Regions from separate parts of the Mus musculus genome. Here region 1 is linked to region 2. Evidence: chromatin loops called from intact Hi-C (ENCODE). Cell type or tissue: gastrocnemius. All regions are shown on one strand.

Region 1 (2,500 bases), 380 kb after region 2:
GGCTTTTATCCACAAGCAAATCACTGTGGATTTCTGCCTCTCAAGGACTACAAATGATGCAAACCCCAGAGTGTGGTCAATTGTTAGTGCAGCTTCAGGAAGTTAACACAGTGGGAGAGTGGCTGCCTGTGATTTCTTTCCATCCCTGAGTGTGTAGGCTTAAGTGGTAGGGAAGTTGGTTAAGTGAGGTGGTATTGTAACTAGGTGTGGGGCTGAGTGTGTGAGTGTGTGTGTGTGTGTGTGTGTGTGTAGCATAATGTGCCCGAGGATGGACAGTTGGGTAGACCGTCCCTCCCATAGTGCTCTAGAACTATGAGGACGCTGACTGAAGGGCTCAAGAGGTCCAGTTGCGGTACATGCCTTTAGCACAGTGCCCAAATTCAAGCGAAACACGAAAGTTTCCTTAACAGAAACTGCCAAGGCTTGTAACTGAAGCAGAACCTGATAGAACAACTTTGGAAATGTGTGGGTGCCTACAAGCACCTCTTTCTTCATCTTCTCTGTGGCTAACATGAGGAAGAGCAAGCTGAGGGACATGGGAATGCCTGGAAGCACAGCAAACACAAGGTGATGATGGTGGCCTTGGGTCGAAGCCATCAGACAACCTACATCAGGTCAGCAGGGAGTTGAGAGGTGAAGCTGGGCTCCTTTTTACCACCCGCAGGAAGAAGGCGGTGAATGAGTGGTTCACACAGAGCTGGGAACAAGGCAACTTTAACTGCGCTGGATCCAGGGCCCCTGAAGCAGCTCCCTCATTCCACGGAGCCACAGCTGAGGCAGCTGGGGCTGCCCACTGCCCTCAAGAAAGGTGTGGAGACCCTGCTGTCTGACTATTAAGTACGCAAAGTAGGTGATGTGCTGACCACAAAGCAGGCCCATGTCCTGAAGCTGTTTGGGAATGAGATGGCTGAATTCAAAGTGACCATCAAATTCACGTGGGATGCCAGGTCGGGAAGATTCCAGCGGGGAACCGGGAGGATGACCTGCCCAAGGTCGCACGTGAGTCTGAGGGAGAGTCTGAAGAAGAGGGTGACAGCTGACTCTGAGAGCCAGAACTAAGGCCTTCCAGCAAGTCCTCCACTGGGCTCCAGTGCTGCTGTCACCTCTCTGGAGGGAGCAGCTTTTTATTTTGCTATGGATAACAACAAGGGAGGGTGTTGGGTAATGATTCTGTTTCTTTATAGAATAAAAGTCTGTCCACAAGGTGCTCCCTGTAGACAGCAGGGGGAAGAAGAGTTCTGGGTGCAGGTCTAACTCTGGTTCTCAGTCACCCATGTGACCTCAGGAAGCCGCTGTCTGTCTTTGAGTCTTCGTTTATTCCTCTGTCAACCACAAAAGTTGGACCTAGAGCCTCCATCCCTGCCGTCCGGTAGCAGGCGTGAGTGCTTGATGTCTGGGTGAGGCTGTGCCCCTCAAGGAGCTGAGCACTTCCAGGGTGGCTGAGCGCCCTCTAGAGGAAGACTCTGGAGTGGCCGAGAATCTCTTCCTCATGGGAGGGATGAGGGATGGTCCCCTGGAAGAGATCGAATGCGTCTCAGGAAATACTGAAGGAGGAGGGTCCCTCCAACACAGTGCAGGCCCAGAACCCCCGGGTAAGACCTTACTTGGAAATTGGGCCTTGCCAATGGGATCAAATAGAAATGGAAGATCCTGGATCAAGCTTCCCACCAGTGTCTGTGGTCCTCCGACCCGGGGAGAAGGCCACGTGATGACATAGGCAGAGACTGGGGTGATGGCATCAGGGAGCCCAAATCTGTGACTCATGATCCTCCTGCCTCAGCTCCCTGCTGAGATCAGGGATGTTCCTCGGTCTGTTCAAGAGGAGTTTCGATGGCTGCTGCTGTGATTCTCTTTGGACTCTCATTAGTGACCTCTGAGAGAAAAGTGTAAATGATTTAGGATTTGGAAATCCTGGCTGCACTGGGAAGAGGACCGACCAAGTGAGTATTGAGGGATTTTCTGGTTTCGCACTGGGAAATTTCAGGGGATTTTTTTTTTAATGGGGGGTTTTCTGAGCTGGGCACTCGAGGTGGAGACCTGCTTTCTCAGAGGTTTTAAACCTCTATCAAAACGAAAAAGGAAAAGGGAGGAGGAGGATGGAGAGTCAGCAAGATGGCAGGTGAGGATGCTTGCAGCTCAGCCTGAGGACTGATTTCCCACGAGAGAACCAAGTCGTCCTTTGTCCACCGCTCTCCACATTTGCAGTACCTTGCACACGTGCATACACATGACAAGTGGGAGCGGGAGTGACGCAGGACACACAAACGCATATTGGGCATGGTGGCTCATGCCTGTAATCTCCAACACTCGGGAATATGAGAAAAGATAGTAGCTGAAGGCTCACAGCCAACCTGAACAACAGAGTCTGTCTCAAAAAAGAGGAAAGAAAGAAAGAAAGAAAGAAAGAAAGAAAGAAAGAAAGAAAGAAAGGAAGGAAGGAAGAAAGGAAGAAAGACAGACAGACAAGACTAGGTGATAGACACTTTAGGCCCAGCACACG
Region 2 (2,500 bases):
GTATCATTTTCAGAATCCTATCTGTTCTGGGTGACAAAACACCAAGCAAGGTGTGGGGCAGCAAGGACCCCCTTACCTTGAAGCTAAGTCAAGTACACAGATGGCTAACTTCAAGACACCAAATTAAAATTGTGAAGAGAGAGGAGGAAATAAGAGCAACAGAGATGAGGTGATATTTGGGAGACCAGGGCAATGTTCCCTGCGAGCAACAGGTACACTGGCAACTTAGTTTTCTGGATTTTTTTTTTCTATTTCTTCGATCTGAGCACAAACGTGAGATTGGGCCTCAGTCTTCAACTCCAACAGGTACCACCTGTCTCCAAATGAAAATACAAGGCAGAGAGGTAAACAGCATGGCCCAATCCACTGATGGGCTTGGTGTCCTGATACTGACCTGTACCGAAGGCCAGGCTCTGGGATTATATGGTTTTCTGTTCCTGTTCCATTCTCCAGACTTCCCACAGGGGCATCTGCAGAAGTCACACAGAGAATGAGGCTTTACTTTCAACTCCATTTCTCCTTACCATGTGCTCAGCTGGCCTATTAGCTACCTTTAAACTCTTCCCACCCACATACAGGCTTCATGTACTACCCATTTCTTTTGAACAGGCATCATTAAGACTCGTTTCTAGTTGCTGCATGTGCCTTTTTTATTTAAAATAAAACAAAACAAAACCTTGAAGCAAGGGAAGTTATTTCCAAAGTCCATAATCTAGGGCCCACAGCAGAATCGGGGTTTTTGATAAATGAATTGCGCCTGCTTGTAGTGGACACTAGAGGGCAGCAGCACCTCACGATTGGCGAAGTCTGACACTGTACTAAGCCAAAAGTCACTAAGCATTTGGGAAAGGAAGTGAGGCCATGAATCTCTAGAATAGGCAAAGAACGTTCCTGATTGCTGCAGGTGCATTAGCTGATGCTCAGGCCTTCTTCCAGGAAAAGAGTGCAGACCCGTAGACCTGGGGCTAAATGTCCAGGAAGACTGTATCGCTCAGGGGAACCCTTGCTCATTCATGAAACTCTTGAGTCAGGCAAAGGAGCCAGAGACAGAGCAACCCTCTGGGCCTCTGCTTCTGCCTCTGCTAGGCTTAAGGGATGTGAGCCTGGAGAAGACAAATCCCTTCTCACCGTTGGCTGCACATCCCAGCCAACTCCCGCTGGCTCCAGTAACCCAATGGCACCATGAGCCTGGTTTCCATCTGTGAGGCATCAGCTGGGAAATCAGGTGACTAGCTCTCCTGTCCTTACTACCTAGTAGTGAGGCTAACGGGTGCAGATGCTGCTGGCTACCGTGCAAGGCCCTGCTCCTCTCCTGCAGTCCAGCCAGGCAGCCTCTCTGTGCCTTGCTTCCCGTTTTGCTGTGCTTTGCTCTGCTCTATTCGGCTGGCCTCTAACTCAAGCTTCTCCTGCCTCCTCCTTCTGACTGCGGGAATCACAAGCACGTGCCTATCAGACTTGTCTGGCCTATGTAAAACATTTTCACAATTATATGACATAATTAAATTTGATATTGTTGTGGTTTTGAGACAAGATTTCACTCTGTAGCTTGGGCTGGACTCAAATTTGTAACAGTCCTTGCCTCCACCTCCTGAGGCCGGGGATTACATATGTGAACCACCAATGACTCTTTGGCCCCTGTGCCTCTAGGTAACCCTACAAAGTCTAATGTATACTTTTACCTCTCAAAATGACAACTCTCAAACTCCCTCATTCAGCTGAAACCCCAGCCCTGCATCTTGCCTCGTCAGGAAGTTCTACTGAGACCTCCCTGGGCCCAGCAGCCACCTGCATTTTCAGAACCCCTGGGCTTTATTTCTGGACTCTCAGCTCAGGGGCACCTGCCCTCCACCCACCACAGAGCCAGGCGAATCAGTTAAGCTTACACTTCCTGGCAAAGGCCCATGTTTAATCCCTAGTTCATGGTGCCACAGCAGGACTCTAAGAGGCAGAGCCTGGTTCACTGGAGGACGTGGCCTTGAAGAATCAGATAGTGGGACCCAGGTCCCTTCCTAGCTCTCTGCATTTCCTGGCCACCATGAGGTAAGCAGTATCCTCCATCTTGCATTTCCAAACATGATGCTCTGCCTCACCACAAGCCCAAGACAATGTAGCAACTAAACATGGAATGAAATCTCTGAGTTTATGAGGCAAAATAACCCCTTTCTCCCTATAAGTTGATTGTCCCAGTATTGTTTGTTACAGTAACAGAAACTGACAAACACAATATCCAAAATCTCCATGTCACTAAATTGCCCCTCACTCTGCTCCTGTGCTCATTTCTGGTTAGAAGCATCTAAGGATCCTTCAGGAGGCTCCCTCAGTTCAGTAATCCTCAGTGCTGAAAAACTCAGCCACATCTGAGTCCAACACCATGCATGACTGGAATAAAGGTCATTCCAGACTTGGCCCCTCTCTGTGACTGGCAGACATACACACACACGGCCGGCACTGTGGTGGGGCAGATGCACCGGCACACAGAACATGAACAGCCACTGGCATC

What was found. Hi-C counts contacts between places; a loop is a spot of excess contacts. Peaks named below come from ENCODE experiments on the same cell type or tissue, not always from the same donor. Only the 100,000 strongest peaks of a DNase experiment are listed, where the experiment ranks them.
Region 1: it touches region 2 in a loop (6-fold over the local background); 13 of 42 quality-filtered maps call a loop at or near these places.

What each region holds. Positions count from the first base shown.
Region 1 is chr16:11,035,210-11,037,709 of GRCm38, reverse strand. It overlaps Gm10832 (a long non-coding RNA gene), which reads right to left. Exons shown (of 3, transcript XR_003951970.1): 2 at 1,605-1,873; 3 at 1-1,513. It also overlaps the pseudogene Gm3919. Among named protein-coding and RNA genes, the nearest start is that of Gm10832, 4.6 kb to the right of the region's middle. In gastrocnemius, a CTCF peak has its summit at 1,456 (motif pointing left); a DNase peak (open chromatin) is centred at 1,451.
Region 2 is chr16:11,416,793-11,419,292 of GRCm38, reverse strand. It overlaps Snx29 (sorting nexin 29), which reads right to left. Exons shown (of 21, transcript NM_028964.4): 10 at 395-470. Among named protein-coding and RNA genes, the nearest start is that of Snx29, 95 kb to the right of the region's middle. In gastrocnemius, no CTCF peak of the experiment used is centred here; DNase peaks (open chromatin) are centred at 809 and 1,199.